3 separate regions of the Mus musculus genome follow, and all the other regions are linked to region 1. Evidence: chromatin loops called from intact Hi-C (ENCODE). Cell type or tissue: gastrocnemius. All regions are shown on one strand. Region 1 has its middle 13 kb from the start of Gm39914. Region 2 holds the start of Ccdc9b (coiled-coil domain containing 9B). Region 3 holds the start of Bahd1 (bromo adjacent homology domain containing 1).

Region 1 (8,000 bases):
CATCAGCTCTTTTCCAAATGTAATCCAGCCTCAAGCAGCTTAAGACATGGCTTTGGGAGACCTGAGCCTAGGCCAGTCCATCCAGATTGAGGGGTTGGATGGAGAAGGTGGGCGTGGAACAGTGCTGGTTACATACAGTAGTAGCCAGGCAACTTGTTTGCTGGATGAGTGATGTACTCTGTGTGGAATCCAGTTCCTGACTCACCAATGATCTTGAAGTGCTTTTCCCTAGAAAAGAGGAAAAATTATCATGATGCGGTAAATTTTTTGTTATTGTTGTGTTTCTCTGGTAGCCCTGGCTCTCCTGGAATTCACTCTGTAGACCAGACTGGCCTCAAACTCAGAGATCTTGTCAGCCTCCTGAGAGCACATGTATCTCCATGGGCATGTGCATGCACGTGTATGTGGAGACCAGAGGTTGACATAAGGTATCTTCCATTATTGCTCTCCACTTTATATTTTGAGGCAGATTTCCTTACTTGAACCCTCAAACAAGGCTTGCTGGCTTGGCTCTTCTAGCTACACAGCTGTCTCTGGAGATCCTGTCTCTGCCTCCCATCATGCACAGTGGATTTTATATGCTTGTCAAGGATCCCAAGTCTGGTTTCTCAAGTGTGAGTGCTAAGTACCTAGTGAACCATCTCCTGAGCCCAAAAATGAATTTTCTTTTTAAGACAGGGTCACTCTTTATAGCCCTGGCTGTCCTGGAACTCGCTTTGTAGACCAGGCTGGCCTCGAACTCATAACGATTCACGTATTTCTGAGTCCCCAGAGCTAAAATTAAAGGCATGTGCCACCATGCCTAGCAATCCAATTTTTAAAGAGAACATTTTATTTGATTTTAGAGATGTGTTGCTGAATGTGCTAATGTACACATCTAGTCCAGGCATTCAGGAGGCAGAGGCAGAAGAGTCAGGAGTTCAAGGCTACTTTAGGCCCACACAAGATTCTAAAGAAGCAAAAACTTGTGATTAATCTGGAAATGCTGTCATTCTTGTATTTTTAGAATAAAAAATGTGTTTATAAGTAAAAGGATGATAATAATTAGTGATAGTATTTTCAATGAACTTACAAAAATATAGCTGTCCTCACTGGCCTGATGATTTCCTGGTGCAAGAAACTCTAAAACTCAGGAAGTGTTATTTCCAATGTGAAAAGATGAACACGTGAGGCAAGGCATGGTGTGTCCTCAGAGGTGGGCCAGGAACAGTTCCGTGGAGGCCTCCGGGGGCAGCAAAGACCTATAAACACACATCCGGGTACCGATTCACAGCACACATTCCTTCTGAGGACTCTGAGATGAAGGATAGCTCCCCCTCCCCCTAGCATGGGGTTGGCTGTTTTTGACTAAGGTGTGTAGGTGACCAGAGGAACAGAATTGACATCACTATCTCTTTCTGGAAACACTGTTGACAGGGTGTGAAAAAACGACAGTAAGTGATAAAGGCAGGCTCTAATTAAGCCCTCAGTTGAGCTAGGCTCCAGCCTTGATGCAAAGGATGGAACTTAGCTGGGTCGGGAGAAAGGACAATGGTCTTCCTTAAGCCACTCAGCAGGTATTCAGTGTTCACTAGCAGCCTAAGGAAACAGACAGTCTGGACTTGAGGCAGGTTGGCCCTGACACCTTTACCAATTCTTGTCCTGGAAGTAGCTCTGTAGACCAGGCTGACCTCCAACTCAGATCTGTACCCCCAGCCCTACTAGGATTAGAGGAGTGTGCCACCACTGCCCAGCTTCCTTTACCAATTCTTGGTGTGAAAAACCTAGCAGAATCTCTGGACAGACCAACAGGAAGAATAAGGTAGGAATCATCCTTCCTGGCAATAAAGGTTGTGTGGCCCATCCTAGGAGGACACAGGACCTCCCAAAGTAGAAGAGCTCGAGAAACAGAGCTCAAATCCCTTGGGGAGAAGAATAAGAAATCCGACTTTGTCCTGGGGGACCTGTTGGGCAGGAAGAGGATCCTTCCAAGCCTAGAGATTCCAGGGAGGGTTCTGAGAGCACTAGTCTGCTACACAAACTTCATCAGGCCCCATCTAGAAACCGTGCTCTGAACTGAGATGGTGAATCTAGATCTTAGGGAAGGTTGGGCCTGAGTCAGGCACAGCGAGGACAGCGTTTAGGACACCTAAAGGACAGGAATTAATGAGAGGGCCATATAACAGACAGCCAGAAATAGCCTAGAACGGGAAGACTGGGAACCAAATGGGAGCAGAAATGTGAGTTGAATACTTGGGTCACAGCTGATGGAGTTGTGTTAGCCTAAATTGCCAGGGGTCAGTATTGAGGCTGATGGAGGGTCTGGGGAAGAGTGGGACACGGGAGGAAGACAATGGCGACAGGAAGAGGAGGAGAAGGGAGAGGAGAAGAAGCAGCTAGAATCAGGAAGCTGGGTGGTGTATGCCTGTAATCCCTGAGTTCCGGTGGAAGCTTTAGGATCCAGAGTTTGAGACTCTATCTCAAAATAAACAGAGGATCAGATCAATTATAGGTATGAAAATGTCAGCTCTGTGTAGATAAATACAAAGCATTTGGGCGATGTCACAGTTTGTCATGTTTGTCCTCAAAACATAAGTTCGGGGAGCAGGCGAGGTTGTTAGCGCAGTGGTCAAAAATTCCTCTATCGCTGCACCACATACCAGAGCGAGCCTGCTTTCCTACCCTCCTGTGCCAAGACTGGCGGCCTCCAAAGAGCCACCCGAAAATTCGATCTAAAACGCTGTTCTAATGAGGCTGATCTCAGGCTCGCGCATGGCTGGCGCAGTGCAGACCGGGGGGGCTGCACAGCCGCGGCCTGCACTGTATCAGCACCGGGTTCACCCAGCGCTCCGTCTCCGCCTCGCCGGCGGCGGTGCTGGCACCGGCATCGGCTGCCCCAAGTTCACGCTTGCGCGACCCGCACGTTCCCTCGGTCCCAGCCCCAGGGAGCCGCACGGCAGCAGGACTAAGACCTTGATCCTGACCCGGCCGGGGATGCGTGGCCGGGCGCTCCGCGGCTCGCGAGGGCTGGGAACTGCAGCAAGTGCCGGAGTCACGAGCAGGGGGCGCTCAAGGGATGCCCCGAGTCAATACCGGGTGGGGCGGAAAGAGAAGGTCCTGTCACTCGCTGAACCATGGGCCCACTAGGGTAGCTCCCTAGAGGCTCGGTGTGGGCGAGAAGCCACCGGAGGGAGTGATGAGGTCCCCGAGGGGCGGAACAGCTACTCGCTGCTCGCTGGGCGCCTTCCACCGGCGTGAAGCTAAGTGGAGAGCGGCAGAGAATAATTTGCGTCCAAACGAGGGAGATTTTCCGGTCTGTAGGGAGGAAGAATTGGAACACATTATAACCGCACCCCCACCACACAAACGCCCACCAGAAGATGCAAAACCCCGTTGTCGTTATACAAACACGTGTGCCGGGGAGCCCACTATAACCACATCCCCACCACACAAGAGCCAAGACCCTTTTGTCGTTACACAAACACTTGTGCAGGGGCCAAGCAGATTCCTTTGCCAGAACACGTAGACACGAAGCGCCACCTAAAAAATCTGTCACTCATTAAACACAAAACCCGAATCTAGGACTGTGCCAGACACATTCAGGATAAGGCAGTCATGGGTGTTGTTTGCAACCTGACTTTCCTGACTGTACCCTTCAAGGCAGGGCTTGGTAACTCTCCCACTCCTCCCTAGAAATCCACTTACACAGCGCTTTCGTAGAGCACGTGGATTTTATTGAAGGCTTCTAGAGGAAAGCAAAGAAAGGACATGTACGCATAGGGCAGGGGGCACAGCCCTTCATTCGTCCAGAAAGTTCTTTCTTTTTGCCTGTTTGGCTGTTTCTTACGGCCCCTTTATTTGAGCAGCGTCTGAATCATGCCTACTTGAACCGCACCCCCACGCCCTTCCAAGAGACTTTGCCACATCTTCACCCGTTTGTGCAGAGAGGAGGGGGGGGGCTTGCATCTCCTAAATTGCTCACTGGCACGCACACTTGCTTACTCCAGGCAACCTGCTCAGCATTCCCTGCAGTTAGTCAACAACACCCCACCTCCACCGTCTTTCTCTTTCTTTCTGTAGGAGGAGATGGCTAGGCATCCTCGAGTGCATGCGCAGGCCAGAAGCCAATGCAGGTGTCTTCCTTTATCGCTCTCCATCTTGATTTTTTTTTCAATTTGCAATTCTTTGCAAACAATTTTATTTGTTTGCGTTTCCACGTGTCTGTACAGATTCACACCTGTAGGAGCCAGAGGACAACTTGTGGGAGTCATTCTCTCCTGACATGTAGGTCCTGTGCATCAAACTTGAGTTCTCAGGCTGGTGGCAATAACCTATGCCCATTGAGACATCTCATCAGCCTTGCCTTATTTTCTGAGATGGGGGGTCTCTTCCTGAACCTGGATCTTACCATTTTAACTAGACTGGTTGGCCAGTCAATCCGGGGAATCCACTCATGGCTGGGATTACAAGTACCATCAGCGAGTACTGCAGATATGAACTCTGGTCCTCACACTGACCCAGCAAATCCTTTTTACCCTCTGAGCTTTCTCCTCAGCTTCAGTGCCCCACCCCATCCCAAACCCCTGTCCCCTGACTCACACATGCCTTTTCCTATCCAACTAGCTTAGAAAGCCCTATGAGGTCATTCCTGCTTTGCAGCTAAGGCTGAAGAGGTTAAGTGACATCCACAGTCTCAGGTGTAATAAGTGACAGAGCTAGCCTGCCACTCAGGCATTCAGAATGGACGTCCCCTTTCCACGAGGCACACGGCATCTAGGAAAGGGCCAGATTGAAAAGCCACAGCTAGTGCAATGTCCTGGGTGCATCAGGGAGCAGCGATCGCTGAATGTGTGGTTTCCACATCAGAAGAATGTGCACTGTCCCTTGCTAAATTCTGTGACTCTCTGGCATTTGGACTAGAAGCAATGTTTCACAGATGCAGAGTTCTATCAGGGCAGGCATAATATCAAGCTTCAGAGATGGAAATAAGAGAATTGTGAACTGGAGGCCAACCTAGGCTACACGGTGAGACCCTGTCTAAAAACTAAAAACCACCAACAACATAGTAAGTAGTTATAGCAGAAAGATATATTGAATAACTTATGCACATTTGTATCCCTTCTTGATCACATGTAAATGTAAGGATGTGGCCCCATTTAACCCTCTCAACCCCACTTTTGGTTAAGACGGCAGTAGGCTGATTCCTCCTTTCGTACTGTGAGTTTTTCTCACAGACACTTCTGACATGTAGCACTTTAAACTATAGGTCTTTCTCACAGTCTCTAGGATTTGGGGCTAGCTATGAATATTAGATATAAGTGCTGCATAAATACTGCATGCATATACGTAGGATTTGTATGGTGGCATTTAGGTCCACACGTTCTTTCTTCTTACAGTTTTGTGTGTGGGCTTATGTGTGCACATGTGGAGACCAGAGGGCAACCTCGGCTATCCTCCTTAGCATTTTAAGACAGGGTCTCTTGCTGTCTGAGTAGGCTAGGCTGGACAGCCAGTGAACCCCAGGGGTTCCCTGCCTCTGTGTCCCCAGCAGTGAGATTACAAGCGCTCATCTTAAAGCTGGAGTTCTGGAGACTGAATGTGGGCTTTCAGGGCAAGTGCTTTACTGACTGAGCCATCTCTCCCCAGCTCTCCAAACCTCTTGCGTAGCTTATTTCATAATTAAAACCACTTATAAGCTGGGTACAGCTATTTTTCAAAAATATTTTTATTGTCCTTCTATTTTCTCAGCACTGGGGAGGTAGACACAGGAACTATTCAAGGACAGCCTAGGCTACATGGCAAGACCTTGTCCCAAAACAAAGATATTTTAAAATTGATGTAAAAGTTTAATGTTCATGCTTTGAAATGTATAAATCTTCACGTACTGTTTACTAACAAGTATATGAACTCACACAGACATTAACCACAGTCAGTCAAGATTCACAACATCTCCATTGCTCCAGAGGTTGCTTTCTGTCCATACTACTCAAAGAGCCCAGCACTCTGATATATAATATCATAGATTACTGCTGAGTGGCAGTCAGGTCCACGGTGTGGTGTGCCCTTCCTTATGCGTTGATAGACATTTGGCTACTGTCATACTGCTCTGAACATGGGTGTAGATCTTAATTTCGTCTGAATAAATACTTAGGAGTTTTGCTAGGCATAGAGTAAGCACATATTGAATTTTATAAGATACCATCAGATTAAAAAAAAGAGTTGTAATTTTAGTATTACTAGAAAAAAAGAAAAGAAAAACTGAATCCTGGACAGGTTAAATTACTTATCTAAGAATAACTTGCACAAGCATAGCGTTTTAGAGTTTCTCTAGTTAAGACTATTGTTTTAAAAAAGGAAGCCGAGAAAAGACAGTGGGGTGGTAGGAAGAGACAAAAACCGAGGGAAGCCACCTTTGAACTCTGTCCTGGGCGAGGTGATCTCCCCCACCCCCCACGTGCAGTCAGTGGTCGACTGTCCAGGCTGAGCCCTGGGGTTCAGCCACTCCTTGTCATCTTCTCGGTGTCCTGGGCCGGCCACTGCCTGCAGCCCACACTGTCAGCCCGGAAGCGGCGAGCAGGCACGCGCAGCAGCCAGCAGCCCTTTAAAGCCGGGACTCCGGGGCGCATGAGGCTGGAACATTTTCCAGCGCAGTTCTCTATCGGTCCTGCAGGGGGAGCCACGTCCGCCGCCAGAGGCCGGTCACCCGCGGCTTTGCATCTCTGAGCGAGCGGAGGCCCGGAGCCCACCCTGGCTTTTGGCGGGAGTATTTCAGAAGCCTGCGCGCAGCCTCCCATCCCAGCAGTCATCCCAGCGTGCGGCCAACTATTCTTTTTCGCTTTTGTCCTCTGAGTGCTTTATTTATTTATTTATTTATTTATTTATTTATTTATTTATTTATTTATTATTTTAAAGGACGCGAATCACATTTGTATGGTAAAATCAAACATCTCGGCTGAACTGTCCTTCGGCTGAAAAAGTACTGACTTTCAGATTCTAATAGAGTTGTCAACACTGAAACAGAAGTGGAGGAAAAAAGATTTTTAAATTTTGGTATTTTACCCAGATAGCCATTTGAACCAGAAAATGCCATGCTATACACAATGGGTAACTGACTGAGTAGAAAGCAAACACATTTTCATCAATAAAATGGAAACAGCCCCCACCCTTTAATCTAAAGATTCGCTCTTAGAAGGTCCAGTTTCGCTTGTCCTTTGCTCTAAATTTCGGTTTACTTGAAAGGAAGAAGTGGAAATCTTATGTGGCTGTTCTGAAAGGAAACAAACACCCACGAGGCCCCTTCATCGTAGCAGCTGTCCTCAGGTAAGTGGGAGCTGGTGATTTCATTGGGGAAACAGGACTGAGGGGTAGGAAGCAGGTGAGTGAGCCCTCCAAAATTCAATGTCACAAAATACATAATGCCACTACTGGTAACTGCACATTTCCCTAAGACTGTCATCATTCCTATCAGAGCTAATTTAACAGTTCTAGAAGGGACGTGCGGCTGTAATCCTAGCACTCAGGAGGCTGAGGCAGGAGAATATTCAGCGCAAGCTGATTTGGAATTTATTAGGTAGCTGAGATTGGCTCTCATCTTTCCATCTTCACTGGCTGAATACTGGGATTATAGGTGTGTACTACACATACGTGTAAATTGGTGAATTTTTTCCTGTTTTTTGTGTGTTTGTTTGTTTGTTTGTTTGTTTTCACTTTTGCTTTTGTTTTTCACCAGTTTCTCTGTGTAGTCCTGGCTGTCCTCTGGAACTCACTCTGTAGACCCCGCTGACCTTGAACTCAGAGATCCACCTGCGTCTGCCTCGCAAGTGCTGCGAGGATTAAACGCATGTGCCACCCTGCCTGGTTTTTATGTGTCTGTGTATTCTGACTCCCTGTATGTGTATGTACTGCATGAGCGTCTGGTGCTCGAGGAAGCCAGAGGAGGGGGATGAGTGCCTTGGAACTGGAGTTACAGATGGTTGTGAGCCACCGGACACAAGTGCTGAGAACCAAACCCTAAGGCCTCT
Region 2 (8,000 bases), 210 kb after region 1:
AGACAGGCAGAGCCCCAGAGGAGGTCTGCAAAGTGTGGTGCCTGCAGAGCTCCCACACTGCAGTCCGAGCAGATGGTACTTCCTATGCCTACCACCACCTGTGTTACCAGCCCTCCTCTTTCAGAATCTCCCCGTTATCTTTAAGAGGTACTGACGCTACACCTACCTCTCTTCCAGCCTTGGGCTGAGCCTGAGAAAAAAAGCTGCGTCCTCATAGACCCTCCCAGAAGGGAGGTGGGAGCAATGCTCTGGGCTCCAGAATGGAGGGCTCACTTCCTTCTTTTTCTGGAGCCAAGCTCTGAGCCCCTTGCCTAGGATAGGGAAGGCCAAAGTAGAGGTGCTGAGGGAGTTCGGAGAAGGCCTGAACTTTGTCTTGATGGAATAGACAGAGAAGATAAGACATTGTGGGTGGTCTGACCAGAGACCTTTGGGGATAAGGAAGCTGCCAGAGCAATGATGGGCACACTGGGGCCAATCCACAGCAGAGGTTAGGACTGTGGCCACAGTCCTAAGATGTTTAAGGCCAGCAGAGCTTCAGCCAAATGTGCACCCCTCCACCACCAGCCCTTTGCCTCACAGGGGATAAAGAACTCAAAATGCTTGGTTTAATGACAGAGGGGACCTTCCTCCCTGGGATATGAGGAGGGCATATTTGTGGTGAGAAGCAGGGATTAGAATCGAGATCATCAGGAGCAGGAAGAGATGTAAGGGGGTCTCCTAGGGCAATGGGGACATCACATGGACTCTTTGGGTTGATGAGGGCACACAATAGACTCCCAATGCAAATGTCCTACCTGACAAAGGTATCCCACCCTGGACATGGGTTGGAGAAAGTGCTATAGGGCTATTAGTGCCAGGGAGGAGGGAGAAGGCCTCAGCCACAGAGACAGTGAAGCAGGTCACTGACTCTGATCTCCCCAGAGATTCACAGATTTCAGAACTTGAGGAGATCAAATGACATCACAGGTAGAGACCCAGCAACCATAAGCTGTGGGTGCAATGTGTTCCTGGAGTGAGTGTGAGCACCGCTGGCCTGTTTGACTCTCTTACCCATCACCCCTTGCTTCACAGTGGGCTTCTGGATGCTGCACACATCACCACCTTTGGCTTTTGCATGATTGTATCTGGCTAGCTCCCACCACCCACACTTCAGCCTTGCTCATGGGCTTCTGTCCTTGTCACCCTTCAAAACTGTACCAGGCCCCTCTATTTTGACTGGGCGTGGCGTCACCCACACCCCAGCCTGAGGTGGTAAGCTTCCTGGTAGTTAGAGCCTGTGTAGTTTCTGCCCCAGGGCCTCTGCCCCTTTCTCCAGACCTACGTGAGGAATGTACTAGGGAGACACAGGCTAGCTCTTTCTGCTCCCAAGAGGACTTCTGGCCTGAGACTTGGAGACTGTCCTGGCTCTGTGTCTCCCTGAAGATTTCCCCTGCTCTCTCTTTCCCCAGATCCCACAGGGCCCTTCCAGGCCCCAGCATCACTCTCTGGTGTCTGGACACTGCCCAGTTCCCTCAACCGGCCCATCTGAGACTTTCTACTTTCTACTTCCTTGCCTGTCACAGAGCCTTATCAGCCCTGCCTTGGGATCTTCAATGAAGCTCCTTGACTTTGTCACTGCTGAGGCTGCCCTCTAGTGACCTCCCCAGTCTGGCTGTTACTTTCCTAACCGGACATCCTTTTGCTTGTAAAGGCCACCATCCTTACTTATTTCCAGCACAGACAGAGGCTGGTGGATCTCTGAGTTCCAGGGCAGCCTGGTCTACAGAGTGAGTTCCAGGAAAGTCAGGGAAAGCCTGTTTCAACACACACAGACACACACACACACACACACACGCACACGCACACGGCAGTGGGGGTGGGCCACCATTGTTTTTCTGCCTCTTCCTGTATGAGTCTTGCTTATGTGGTTAGGTGAAGCCCACAGTTGATGCTCTGCCAATGGCGTGTGATGGGCAGGTCCAGATGCAGGCAAAATTCAGCCTCTACCAAGGGTGGCAGTTGGTGGGGGATGGAATACAGGGTTCTGGGAGAACTCTGTGAGTCTCTGTCTCCACCATGAGGAACAGAGGCCAAACCCAAGGAGTCTTGGGGACAGGGGGTCAGTCCCACACTGGGGTTCATCTCCCACTGCTAAGACTGGGGCTGCAGGTTGGGTGTAACTTCAGAATGGGCCTTGCAGCCTGGGAGGTTAGGGATGGAGTGAGGTCCCAGGCGGCAACACCCAGTCTGAAGACAGGCAGGTCACCTGCTCCCTTCAGAAGCTACCCTGCTGTGGCATGCATGCTTTTGGTAAGGTGGGGCCTAGACTTGGAACCTGCTCAGGACTGGTCTCTCCAGCCCGACTTCATGTACTTTGAGGTCTCCGTTCCAGGCCTAGGAATTAGGACACTTCATGAGACAGGAATGTCCACTGTAGGAGCGGGTGGTGTTGAGGCCAAGCAGAAAAGAATGTCCTTTGAGCTGCCTTCTCCAACCTATCCTTGTCTATCTTCTTCAACATTTCCCCACAAGTGACCTCTAAGGATTCAGCCCCAACAAAGAGCCATTCCTAAGCACTGGGGTGGGAGCAGCCTTCTGGGATCTGCAGGCAGGCAAAGGACAGGATCTGTTCCCAGAAGCACCTAGTGCTGGGGTCGAGAGAATGGCCTGGGGCCTGGAAAGGGAGCAGCCACAGGGGGACTGTCTGGAACCAGTGCTGCAGGAGCCTGGCTTTGATACGTTGGGTGGAAGACAGGAAAAGAGACCCAGAGAAGATACTAAAGGGGCACCTCAGGTCATCCCTCGTCCACACACTAGATGACTGTGACATACTCAGACCCCAGAACTGAGGGAGGCAGGCAGCCTTAGGCACTCCTTCAACTGAGGAGATGACCACCGCGCAGTTGCCTGAGGCAGGAGGAAAACGGCCTGAACCTTGCTCTGGCTACATACTATTCCAAATATGGATGTTGCTAGGTATTTGAATGTTATCATCATATGACTCACTGAGGGATAGCCACCTGGTGTTATAAAGACATAAGAGCCATTGCCTGTAAGGAGGAAGGAGACTGGAATCCACCATCCCATCTCCCTCTGCCTAGACGGAGCCTGAGGAGTAGGCCAAGGGCCAAACACTATACTCAGTCAACCAGTCTCCCACAGGAGCGGGGGTGGGGGAGAGCAGTGGGGATGTCCACACTGACAGAAATGGGGTAGAGGGTCTGAGCAGCGCTACCTCTATGGACTTAAGCCTTTCCTCCTGGGCAGATGTCCCCTAGAGAGAAGCTTGGACTTCCAGCAATCCTGTTCTTGAAGTTGGCTCCAACTGTATCTTTCCAGATGCTACCAATAAAGTCCATCTGACGTAGGCCCTAAAGGTGTGGTGGCCACCCGAGTTGGCAGGTGACCTGGGAAGGTGCAGGGAGTCACCTGGGGAGAGCAGTGATCCAAGACCAGGCTAGGTCATCCTGCCCAACCCTAGTAGGAGAAAGAGAGAGCATAGAGAGACATCGCAAGCAAACTTGTTTTGGTGGAGTAGCTGTAATAAGAGGCCTAGGGACAGCAAGGCCAGCACCCTGGCTTTTTGTATCGTCTGCAGTACAAACAGGTAAGGTAGCCTGCATGAGAGACAACACCTGTCAGGCTCATCAATAAAATAAAGCTTTTACCTCTGTGTAGTCTGACTGTTCTGATGGAGTTGGAAGGTGGGATTGAGCTAGACTTGGGAGATGATAGTGAGAAAGGGGGCTGAAGGAAACCCCACCCCCACTCCAATTGCCAGCCAAGCTTTTGGAATGCTTCTGCCCCCTAGTGGTGACTTGGAGAAAAAGACACCTGGTTTGGGAAATATCGAACTGGAAATTCTCAAGCCCCGCCCCCTCCCACAGCCCGGCATTTCCCCTCTTCCAGGGATCCGTCGAGACACACCTGCCTTCTTCAGCTTGTGTCCATCTATCTGAGTGGTCAGAAAGGCAGTTACAGCCTGTGCACAGGTACCCACAGTGACACAGTGTAGTGCTGGCTAATTCCATACTCATCCTGCAGGCAATGAGGCTTTACGGCATGGGGGCACTGGGCCAGGCAATGGGGGAAGCTCAGAGCACTTAGTATAGCAATCTGCCTCTGTCCGGTGGGAGAGCAGACTGGTAAACCGTGTTTTTGTGGGGTCTGCTCAAGGGCGTGAGAAGCTGTGAGTGACACTTGGAAACACGTGGCCGGCAGCTGGAGCTTCAGTCTTGTCTTTGGAGCTGTTCAGGGTACATGGTACTTCAGCCTGGTGGCTGGGAAACTTTTGTGTCTACATTCAGGATATCTTCCTGAAGCTCTTACAGGGGGCTGGGTCATCCTATCTGCAGGGTTGCCAGATGTCTACCTGTGCCTCCTGACCCCTCTGCTCTGACACTGGCTGGCAGTGGAAGCTGAGAAGGACAAAAACCTGGCCTCGTCTCTGTAGTCTGTTTACATCCCTCCTTTCTAAACCTGATCAAGGACTAAAATTACAAAGAGTGGGGGCTGCATTAGGTCTCTCTCCCTCTCGGACTGCGATCTGTGTAGCAGGGGCGGTTACAGTGGGAAGCTTGGGACTTCTGGAGGTTTCTGGGATAAGGCTGACCTCAGCAGTATTTGTGAGGCAGGGTGCAGAGAAGGTGGAGGAAGTGTGTGCTTGTACGTGTGTGTGTGTGTGTGTGTGTGTGTGTGTGTGTGTGTGTGTGTGTGTATGTGTGTGTAGACAAAAGCGGAGAGGGAGACAGAGAGAGAGAGAGATCTAGGAGCTCGGGTGCGTCACTGTTGCTGGGAAAGTAGACAAGAGTCTGACTCAGTGGGAACATCCGGCAGGAAGGGAGGAGGGTACACAGTGGCATTTGCAAGCAGGATGGGAACTCAGGAGCTGCAGAGATGGGGGTGTGGGGCCAGGGGCGAGAGCCTGGACAGCAAAGGGCCTTAGCATGGTGGCTAGAGACCGGGGTGGGGGTAGATTATGGTGAGGGGAAATATCTGAGGCCTGGTCAGTCAGGGACATAGGGGATGCCAGAGTTTGTGACACTCATGTCAAGGCCTGGAAGTCAGGACCACATAAGAACTGAAGCTGACCTAGGCACCCCTGGGCAGAGACTGGCCTCGGCTGTGTGAAGATACTTACTTGGGGAAGGAGTCTGTGTCCTTTCTTGGGATCTGAGAGTCTGCAAATGTTATCCTGGGAGTGTCAGGATGAAAGGGCTCTGTGAGAGGATCCCAAGGGAAGAGGGCTGCTAACTGTTCCCAGCTTCTGCTGGGTTAAGGACCCCATAGAAAGGCTCCTTTTAGCATGGTAGGGGTCTGGAGACCCAGAGAGTTAGGCCTCCAGGAGTGGCCATGCTTGGAGTACAGAGAAAAGCACATTCCAGCTCAGAAACCAAATGGGGGAGAGTGGCATTTTGGGTCTGTGGTGGTGTGAGATGGCCTTGGGGAGGAGGTTTCTCACTCTTATCTAACGACTTAAATGCGCTGACTGGACAGCCAGCAGGAAAGCAGAGAAACGCCCCGAGGGAGGGCCGTCAGCCATCGTGTGGAACCTGCATCTCTTGCCTTTTTCTCCTAGTGGGAGGGATGAAGACCCAGCTATCCCATTTGTGGGCACACACAGGCGGGCGGGTCTTACTGGGGCTCAGGATCACAGGTGAAAGTGGGCCCTTCGTGCCTAGATCTCCTGTGCGAGGACACTGAGGCAGGGCAGGGATATGTGCTAGACAAGACCAGCCGGCTGCTGGTGCCCCGGTCCTCGCCCTCTGCGAGTGGAAGGGTGGGGGTGGCGGCTAGGCGTTCCTGGCTGGGAGCCCAGAGCGCTCTTTTGTAATCACAACATGATCTCTTGTGCTGAGCAGCGAAGCAGAAGCCGGCAGGGAGAGGCCGACAGGGCCGGCTCTGGTGGCTCCAGCTTCCCTCCAGCTCTGGCTCCCGGGAGCTGTTTTGAAATTCTCTCAGCGCCTGGTATTTCCATGCATTTGGCCGTGAGTGGCACCTCCTCTTTGGCAGGGGGGCTTCTAGAGGATGGGAGGGAGCTAAGCTACGAAGCAGCCACATTCTGGGGACAGCTGGTGGCAGCTGGGCCTGGGAGAAAGAGAGCCACGAGGAGGCAGGTGGTGGGCCGGGCAAGGCGCTGAGCAAAACATAGACCCCACAGCCAGACAGAGAAGAACCGCAGATCTTGATGCAGAGGCATGGCTCGGCCCAGAGTTGCTCCCAGCTGGGCCTGCTGTTCTCCTGCCCCATCAGTCAGCAGCTCAGACCTGGAGGGCTCGCGGAGCCCGTGGGAGCTGCTCTCTCCTTCGGACTGGGCACAGGCTTAGGGAGTGGGGTCCGGTGCCTGGGAGGCCAGAACCAAGCTAAAGCCTGTCTCTGTGTGTGTGGTTCTAGATTTGGGAGGCAAAGTGTCCCCCCTCGACCTCCTGAATCCCCTGGCAGCTTCCCAGTCACGGCAGGTTCGGCTGCCAGAGCCATTTTTAACTCTCATTCCAGACTGTGCTCACAGCAGAACCCCCTGGGGAGCCAGGGGGAGGGGCAGCCTGCTGCTGGGAGCCGAGGCCCTGGGTATGAAACCCTGACCTGAGCCCTCAGTAGGCAAACTGGCAGACAGGCCTCACTGGGGTGGGGTTTGGCCCTCTGTAGACCATCTTCCTAAGAAACCTCTTTCACCCTGGGTGCTGTAGCTTGGGGCTAAAATCCGTTCCTTGTATTGGGTTCCATGCCTTCTACAGGGGCCCCACAAAGCCGAGTCCACAATGCGCCGGCATGAGGAAAAAGATGCCGAGCTGGACCGTAGGATAGTTGCCTTGCGCAAGAAGAACCAGGCCTTACTACGAAGGTACCAGGTGAGTGTGTTGTGTCGGCTGAGAGGACTCCTGTGGCTGGGGTCCCTGGCTACCTTCAAAAGGCTGTTTACACAGTGGGTTCTCTCTGAGGGCCTTAGCCCATGCCCCCATCAAAGTCTTGGGCACTGGTGATGTGGTGCCTCTGCCCCCTGGTGTCCCATTGGTGTTTTTCTGTGTAGGCCTGTCAGTGTCTGTGTGTCTGTGAGCCTGGGGGGCCATGGCCTTGCTGACTTCAGGCCCTCCCACAGGAGATCGAGGAAGATCGTCGGCAGGCGGAGCAGGGGGGCATGGCTGTGACCACTCCAGGGCTCCTCCAACCCGACAGCCTCACGGTCACCATCAGCCAGGTTCCCGGTGTAAGTCTCACCTTGGAGACAGGCAGGGTTGAGGCCTGGACCATGCCTGGGGTGTTAACACTATCCCATTTCTCCTAATTGCCTTTCTGGGTGTCTCCCAGCAACAACAGACCTCCCAAGCTATTGCCATCTTCTCCAAAGGGCCACAGATGAAAGGCTACCAAACAGAAACCTTTGAACAGACTTTCCCAGTCCTACAGCTCTGCATGTAAACCCTATGTGCAGAGCACAGCCTTCTCCTTACCCCAGACCCTGAGGCCGAAACCCTGCAGGAAGCAGAGGAGGGAGAAGTCTGGGCTGTAAGCAAAAGAATCAGTGTCTTAGAGATAAGGCCATATTGTCTGCATACTCTGGATTTTTTTTTTTTTTTTTGATTCAGAGATGACAAGCCCTTGTGGCATCTTGGATCCCTCTGTTGGCTCTGAGCTCTGAATAACTAATGCCATTGGCATGTGAACTCCTGAAGGGCCAAGCTTTGCCACGGGCATTCCAGGGAGGCCTAGGGCTGGAACCCAAACCTAGGGAACCCCTCCCCCCAGCACCCAGCACCCAGGTTCTGCTCAGGATGACCCATGTGGCCTGAGGACACAGGCATCTCGCTCTGCAGGAGAAGAGGGTGGTCAGCAGAAACTGGGCCAGGGCGCCCCTTTCACCTGGAGTGACTACCACACTGACAGATGATGAAGATGCTGCAGACGCACCGGGTACTTTCAGCATGGGGCACCGGGTGGAACTTGCTGTCACCATGGAAAACAAAGCCAAGGTGAGCAGTTGAGACTTCCAGACCTCAGGTCTCCCTCCCTTGGCTCAGCCATGA
Region 3 (8,000 bases), 73 kb after region 1:
TAAGCTCTGGGCCGAACATGGTATTTCCCATCTTTTTGAGAGCTCAAAGACAGGGTGTTGGCCCATCAAGACAAGGCCAAGCCCACACAGCTAGAGAGCGCTGGCTGGCGGCATCAGAACCATAGTCCCTCCAAAGTCACAAAGGCACAAAGGAAGCAAGCCTTGCCAGACTATGCTAGCAAGCACCCGCCTGTAACTACTTGGTAACTACTTGGGTCGGGGTAGTGTTGCTCATGTGAAATGCTTCCCCATTGAGAGATGCTGCTTTGTTTATACTCTCCACAACCCATTCATAAAAAGGAGGCCCTTTAGTGTCCGGACTGTTCATATAATGCTCCATAAACCCAGCAGCTTGGGCTGGCAGCTTTGGTTCAACACAGGCTACTTTTCAGCTCTGGGGATTTCCCCCCCCCTTTGGATTTTTTTCTCCTCCTTAGTGACTCACCTTGTGACAAGGCACTGAGGCCAGATGTTGCCTGAGCAAGGCCAAGAGGAACAAAAGTAGATAAAATGAAAACATTGTAAGTCCTCTTAGATGCTAAGATGGAGAGGTGGGAAGAAATGAAAATAATTAGCCAATTTTCACTGAACTCCAATTTCAAGCAGGTATGCTAGGTTGAATTTCTTTCGGGTCTACTGAAATTTCCTTCTTGACTGCTACCCAATTCACGCCTCGCCTCTAAACACCGAGAGTAAGGAGGCACTTCCTCTATCTCTGCAGAAGAGAGAAGAGAAGGGCTCTTTCTGGATTGTAATTTGCATCATGGTTGAATAAATTAAAAGGTTGTTTCCTCTTCTGATGGTTCTAGAGTTGCTGGCTCCAAGAGGGGCAAAATTTGCTCAAGGTGCGGAAACTCAGGCAATGTCCCTGAAAGGAAAGGACTGTGTCCCAGGATGCATGCTGCAGACAGCACAGGCAGATCAGGAGCGCACTCAGGAGAGGCTTTCTGAGGTGGCTTTTCTGTTACAGTAAAAGAGAAGTAGGATTTTTTTTTCTCTCTTAATTGACAGGGGAGAGGTCTGCATTGCCATGGCAACTGTGAGGGGTGGCCTTTCCGATTGGAAGGTAAATGCTGGTTCATTAATCATCAAACTGGGGCACAACTGAAAGGTTTGGGGGAAAGAGGATGGGTGCAGGGGTACATCTGTCTCTTCACTACCTAGTTCCAAACCAGTCATCAGTCTTCTCCCACATCCCCCATGGTGTAGGCTTGATCGTCAATACACCAACTTCTAAGGCACTTGGAATGATAGCATTTCTTCCCCAAAGCTCTACCTTGGGAAGTCAGTAAAAACACTTAATATAAAAGGAACCATACAAATCCCATCCACAGGGCTGATCCAGGGTTATTTGTCAGGGGTTCTCCGAATAGCGTTTTCTCCCTCACTGACACCCAGGCGGAAAGAGGTAAAGCATACGGTAGCATAGACAACAAGTAAACTGCCAACACACAGCAGAGCTGGGTACAGCAAGAGACTGGCCCCATGAGGACAATGGGAGGACAGGACCACAGCCCCTTTCCAACTCCTGTCTGTGTGGTGTCTGTCATGTGAACAATCTTCAGCAGCAGATGGATCAGAAACAGCAGTTAAACATGCCCAAGGCCAGAGCCTTACAGACGTGCCCTATTTATACACCTTTCACAGAAAAGGTCAGAGACCTCCAAGGACTGCATCCATACTGAGCATTTCTAGAAAAGCCAAAGGTTCCCCTCCATCCACACTGAATTCCACATCACACGACACCAAGAGTAAGATTAGACTACACACAGACACACGCGTTTAACTCATTACTTCGATTCCTAAGAACCTTCCAATCTACAAAGCATTTGAGAAGATACCATGTTAGACAATCCATTTTCACAAGCTCACTGGTCAACGCCAAGACAAAAAACAAGTGGGAGAGAAGGAAGGGGTAGGAGCTGGGTGCGAAGGGCAGGACAGACAAAAGTGCTCAGCAGGACTAGCAAATAGCCTTAGGGACATTGCCTAGGGTTAGACTGCAGCAAAAAGAAGCCAGCACAATTGAGTAAGAAACTGACATGTGGAAGGGGTGCTTCGGAAGAAAGATCTGGTAGCTAGCTGTGTACAGACTGGACCAGAAGAGCCAGAGGAAGCAGGAAGAAACTGACCCGGGAACATGGCAACAGAGAGGGAAGGAGGGAGGGAGACACCAAAAAGAACAAACCAACCCCAGCAATGGTAGTGCACACCAGGACGCAGAGAAGAGACTTGCTGCCAGTCCCAGGCTAGCATCCGTTCTAGAGTGATAAGAGGTACAGGAGAGAAACAAGGGAGGAGAGGGACAGAAAGAGATGGCTACCAAAACCATCTCAGTTAATGGCTCAACTCCCCAGGGCCAGCCCTCCCAAACACTCATCTGACAGACAAGTATCTCCTGCCAGATTAAACCCCTGCCACAGAGGGAAATGTTATTTTGGCAATTCCCACCTTCCAGCAGCCAAACCAGGTCACCCTTCTGACTGCCACCAAAAGAAATCACACACAGTGCAACCCCAGCAAAAGGAAAGATTCTCCAGCCTTCTCTGGATTTTAGACATACAATTAAACTCTCTCCAACAAACTTCAGTCTCTTGTGTGAGGTAATACCCCCTTTCCCCACAAGCCTCAACTCCACCCAAGCTGGGGTCCAGACTCTCCTGGGGAGAGAGCGCCGGGGTGCTATGAATGAACTCCATACCCTGTTCCTGCTCCTTTGGCAGACAGCAGCTTTCTCACGGTGGGCTTAGAGCCAAACACAGCCGAGTGCTGCTCTCGACCAGTCCCACTGGTGTGCCACTCCAACCCAGATTTTTCTCAGCAAAAGGCCATGTTCTCAGCTGTTATCAGCCTGAGACTCCTCTCTTCCTGTTCCCAACTTAATCACATGAGGAGGGGCACCGGAGCCGAGTGGATTTTCTCAAACGGGTAAACATCATACAGCCTAGAGCTGCTCACCCGCTGGGGTTAGCGCTCACAGCTTAAGCCAGAGATCCCAAAGTGTCCTAGAACAGTGGTGTCCCCAAGAAATGTGGTCTCTCTGAGGCTTTCCTTGTTGGTGGAAGATTATGGAGGTAGAAGATGGGGAGAAACGTGTCAGGTGGTACAAAAGAAAGCTGGAAACCTTATTTTATGTCTTCAAATTTCTGCCTCAATTTATGGACTCAGCTTTATCATGTCCCTATGTGGGTACCTTCTTGCCCAAGGAAGACGGCTACAGCAATAGTGAAGGCATCGCCAAGCACAGTGGGTGTGTGTGTTGGGGGGTGGGGTCCCTTAGTCCCAATCCAAGTAGCCGCCTGTGCTCTTAAGACTGCCGACAATGGGCCACTAGGAGACATCCCAGGTGGAGTTAAACCTCTACCGAGAGGCAGACTTGCTGAAAGCCTCACTGCTAGCAGGCTCCGCTCGCCTCTGTGAGTCCACCAGCCCATTCGCCACCGGCCAGGGCACTCGGTGCGCACACCCCTCAACCCTGCCCCTCCGCCTTGGCTAAGTCGACCCCACTCTTCCCGGAGCCGCGAGGATATCTGCGGCTACAGACCAGAGCCAGTGCCGCAGCTCCTCCCGGTGGACGCCCCGGCCCCCGCAGTCCCCAGGGCAGAGTCCGGCCCCGTGCCCGCCCCTTGGGGTGGGTGCCCCGGACTCGCTCCCCTCCCCGATACCACTACCTGCGCCCGCTCGGGCGCCGCCTTTGTCCGGCTCTTCACCGCCGAGCGGGCCCCTTGGGCCCGACCTGACCCGGTCCACGGCCCCAGAGGAGAGGCGGCGGGACTGGCAGGGCACAACCAGGCCAGGCCTGGAGCACCGGGTCCCGCTGTCACTTGGAGGCGGTCTGACAACTTCGATTCCCCCCGCCCCACCTCGGACTCGGCCGCCGCCCCGCACGGTCCCCACAGGGCCTCCCGCGGCCCACACTCGCTGTTCGAACCGGTCCCCTTCCGTCTTCGGCGCCTCCCTTCCTTCAGCCCGACCCGATCGAGTCCACACTACCCCTCGCCCTGACGCGGCCCCCATCCCCATCCCCCCTCCGGCAATTGCCGGTCAGCTCCCAACCCGGGAGGGCGCCCCCCACCCCGAGAGGGCGCTCCCGCGGCGACGCCCCCAGCCGCGGCCCCTAGCCTCCGGGACCACGATGGGGGAGGGGGCTTGGCGGGGGCCTTGCCGCCCGCGCACTCGGAGGCGAGCCGGCTCCGCCGCGGCGAGGAAGCACCCCGCGTCCTCCCGCCCTCCGTAGCCCGGGACGCCCGCGCCGCCGCCGCCCGGCCAAGCTGCCACCCTGCGGCCGCCACCCACCCCGCCCCCGGCCTGCGAGGCGGGCGCCCCCCGGGGGCTGTCACCTCGAGGCGCGCAATGCTCCCCGATGGCGGGACCGCAGCGCCGGACCCGGGGGAGGGAGGCGGCGCGCGCGGGCGGGCAAGCAGCCGCACCTGCTTCTTGTCGTCCGTCCGTCCCTTCCCGGGGCTGGCGGGGGCGGCGGCGCGGCGCGCTCGGCGGGGCGCGCTGACGGGCGGCCGGTCCTCTCCCTTTTGCTAGTCCGCCTACCTAGCTCGCTCGCTCTCGCTCGTTCGCCCTCCCCTACCCCCTCCTGGATCCCGGCTCCTAGCTCACCGGGACGAGAGGCGCGGACGGCGCGGCTTCGGGCGCCCGCAGGCCCTGGCCGGGCTGGAATCCGGCGGCTGGAACCCCCCGGGGGCGCTCAATTCCCGGGCTCCACGCTGCTGCGTCAGCGCCTCCTCCTGGGGGCCGGGGCCGGGCAGGCGGAGCGGGGGCCGCGGTCGGGCGGGGCCGTCGGGGGGGGCGGGCGCGCCTGGCCGGGGCGGGCGGACGGCTAGGGCCGGACGGGCGGGGCAGGCGGCCGGACGGGCGAGCAGCGGGGGCCGGGCTCCGGGATCCGCTACGCCGCTCGCGGTTCCCCCACAAACTCCCCGAGAGCGGAGCCTCCGCCGCCCTCCTTCCTGCTTCCTCGTCCTCAGCCAATCAGCGGCGCGCCCCTCGGCAAGCTCCGCCAATCAGCCGCCCCGCCCTGCGCTGGCCCCGCCAGCCAATCCGGCCCTCGGCTCCCCCTCCCGGTCTCCAACCAATCAGAATCGTGGGTCGGTCGTCCCGACGCAGGGGGCAGCACGAGGCGGCCGGGGGAGGCGGTGCGGGGAGTGGTGGGGCCTGGGGGGAGGGGTACGGTGCCAAGGGTGGTGGCGGGGGATGATTTTCTTTGCCGGCTTCTTGTATTTTCTCCTGGTCTTTGGAGCCTGAGCCAGTATCCCATGGTGACCTGACCCTGAAGCCCCAGCACCTCACTGCAGACCCCCACCCTGAAAAATCTTAGCGCGCCCCCTCCCTGACCATCACCCTTCTACATCCCTCTTTCCTCGTAACCTCTCCAGCACCGGCTACAGTAAACTGAGGGTCGAGGGGGCACCTCACCCTCAGGCTGCTGCCCCCATGGCAAAGCTTCGGGAAGACCAACCGAAAAATTCAAGCAAGAACAACACCCCCTTTCCTCCTGAAAGGGCCCCAGACTCGCGCGAAAGGGCCCCGACTCCTGAGAAGCCCCTCCCGCCCTTGCCTCATCTTTCCGACTTCCCTGCTTGCCACGTCTCCTTTCCTTCCTAGCAAGGTCGGTCCTGGCTCGGTAACCCCTCACCCGCATCTCTTTTTCCTCTTTCTGTCCTTCACCTAACGCCCCCCACCCCAGTTCCCAATTCGCCCTCTTTCAGAAGCCAAGTGTGGAACCCTCATCCATTTCCAGCTGACAGCAGAGTCTGGTCTGTGAGTCCTTGACACCCACACACCCTCTTCCACCACCGCGGGGAACATCAGAGCTCTCCGGTGGAGAGGGAAAGGGGCGGGCAGCCCAACAGGCGCGGCTGGACACACTCCTTCGCGTCCCCAAGCTAGTGTAGAACCAGTGCAGACACTTACCTAGCTTCCCCATAGTCGCCTTATGCTGTGGCTCCGTCTCTCACACCCACAGACGTGCTTTTCCAAGCCTGAGCACGCTCTCGGGGTCAGCTGGGTGGGTGGGCACAGCAGGCTGAGGTCATATGAAGGGGTGGGAAGTCCCTGGGAGGTGCGGGAAGGGGCTGTGTCCTGGACACCTTGTAGCGCCAGAGCCAGCCCAGGACTTCACTTCAAGGAGCTGTAATGTGCACACAGTAGGTTCTTGAGAAATACCGAGTCCACCCCTGAACAAAGCCTCATTTCCAATTCAGGCGGGGGAGGGGCGCTTTGGGAGGTAAAGGAGCAGGAGCAAAAAAGGGTAGTGTCAAGTCACCCGAGCCTGGGAGCAGCCGGGGAGGGGCTGGGCCCTGGAACGCCTAGGGCAGAGAAGCGCCCAGAGTGCTGAGGAAGCCTGGTTAGTAAGCAGGAAAAATCGAGCCTCGGAGAGTGGCTTAGGGGCTCCTCCTGCGCTCTATACAGTTCCCCACCTTTCCTAGACCGTGCTACTGACGTGCACTGACCCGGGCAGCTTTTAAGGTAACTAGGGCTGCCAGCCTCTGTGGCTGGGCAATAGCCTGAGAGAGAGAGAGAGAGAGAGAGAGAGAGAGAGAGAGAGAGAGAGAGAGAGAGAGAGAGAGAGAGAGAGAGAAGAGGAGAGGAGAGAGGAGAGAGAGAGAGAGAGAATTCATTTACCTCCAGAACTGCCCCCGGGGTCTCCCAAGCTGCCTACCTAGTCTACAGGACACGGTTTACCAAGGCCGTACTAAAATCGTGGTGCGCCAACTTCTCAAAGGGCCAAAGTCTCTTAGTACCTCTGTCCTCCTACTTCCCATCCTTAGGGAAGGCAAAATCCCAAACCTCGGAAAGTAGGGCACTGAAGGACTTCTCCCTTCACTGAGCCTCCCAAGGCAAAGGTGCTCTGCAGTGCTCCCCAACACTTACAGGCCAACTGTACTTTCCATCTCACAAAATTAGCCCCTCTCCTCAGCCAAGTCCATTATCGTGTCTCATGGTAGACCCCGGTCCTCAGATTGGAAGTAGAGGGTATTTCTGGCCACTTAAGTGAGCAAGGTAGGACAGCAGACTCTGATGATAGGGGTGGGGTGGTTTGAGAATGTGAGGATCAAGAAAAAATTTAACTGGTCACAGGGAAAGAAACTCAAGCGGCAGCCCACGTTTAACCTGGAAACTGACAGAGCCAGAGCAAGACTGCTGGAGTGGGCTTCTCCCTGGCACCTTCAGGTAAACCCCTGTGGTCCGGGTACCAGGAGAAGTTGATTTATTTGAGACCCAGGTGGAAGGGAAGAGGGACTGATGGTGGAGGACCCAGGAGCTTAAGTAGCCCAGCCTGCTCAATAGCCAAAGAAACTCTGTCCTCAGAGCTCTCCCTGTGGGTGGCTGGCTCATTTGCCCCAGGAGGCTCTGGCTCAGTGGGCTTATGGCTGGGGGTGGGGTCTGGAGGGAGGAGCGCAGGCTTTCTAAAGGCACTTGATGTTCCTCCTTTAGCAGCCCATTGATCTCCTGGGTCCCCCCTCTCTCTCTCTTGTTTTTGAACGCTGGTCCACCAGCCAGCCAAGAGGAGGCCAGGGTTTTAGACAGGCTGCGTGTACCCCAAAGGGAGTTTTTGGCCTCCTGTCCTCTTTCACTCTATTTTCAGGACCCCTGCATCTGGAACAATCCTCCTTCCAATCCAGAGCCTTTCCTGTTGTAGAACTATTTAATATCAATCCGGGGTTTCTACCCTGCCTTTGACCATTACGGTCCCAGATAAAACTCACACACACACACACACACACACACACACACACACACACACACACACACACACGAACTCACACACACACACTCATACACTCACACACACAACCTTTATCTTTATAATAAGCCTTAATCAGCACATCTGGGAAAGGCTCCTGCTCCCATGGTTTCTTCCTTAGTGCATGCAGCTCCCATCCCACTCCACCAGAACAGCTGTGCCACTGCCTGGGGGCTGTCACCTTTCCTCTCTCTCGCCAAAAAGGGTTTGTCATTTGATCTAGAAATGGATGGTCTGGAAATGG

Evidence for each region. Peaks named below come from ENCODE experiments on the same cell type or tissue, not always from the same donor. Only the 100,000 strongest peaks of a DNase experiment are listed, where the experiment ranks them.
Region 2: a loop joins it to region 1, with 2.3 times the contacts of the local background. A loop is called at or near these places in 12 of 42 quality-filtered maps.
Region 3: it touches region 1 in a loop (4-fold over the local background); 26 of 42 quality-filtered maps call a loop at or near these places.

Annotation. Positions count from the first base shown.
Region 1 is chr2:118,971,504-118,979,503 of GRCm38, reverse strand. No RefSeq gene overlaps it. Among named protein-coding and RNA genes, the nearest start is that of Gm39914, 13 kb to the left of the region's middle. In gastrocnemius, a CTCF peak has its summit at 3,040; DNase peaks (open chromatin) are centred at 3,028, 3,426, 3,912, 6,649 and 1 more place; H3K4me3 peaks cover 2,427 bases; H3K27ac peaks cover 1,328 bases.
Region 2 is chr2:118,760,472-118,768,471 of GRCm38, reverse strand. Ccdc9b (coiled-coil domain containing 9B) reads left to right here and starts at 5,811. Exons shown (of 11, transcript NM_001001982.2): 1 at 5,811-5,966; 2 at 6,714-6,827; 3 at 7,076-7,183; 4 at 7,791-7,946. The coding sequence starts at 5,820. In gastrocnemius, CTCF peaks have their summits at 1,658 (motif pointing left), 3,783 (motif pointing left) and 6,966 (motif pointing left); DNase peaks (open chromatin) are centred at 6,050, 6,441, 7,008, 7,781 and 4 more places; H3K4me3 peaks cover 3,359 bases; H3K27ac peaks cover 3,927 bases.
Region 3 is chr2:118,898,369-118,906,368 of GRCm38, reverse strand. Bahd1 (bromo adjacent homology domain containing 1) reads right to left here and starts at 4,754. Exons shown (of 7, transcript NM_001045523.1): 1 at 4,612-4,754. It overlaps Gm32957 (a long non-coding RNA gene), which reads left to right and starts at 5,189. Exons shown (of 4, transcript XR_003954052.1): 1 at 5,189-5,617; 2 at 7,090-7,182. In gastrocnemius, CTCF peaks have their summits at 3,558 and 5,156; DNase peaks (open chromatin) are centred at 5,027, 5,521, 5,798, 6,225 and 4 more places; H3K4me3 peaks cover 3,841 bases; H3K27ac peaks cover 2,669 bases.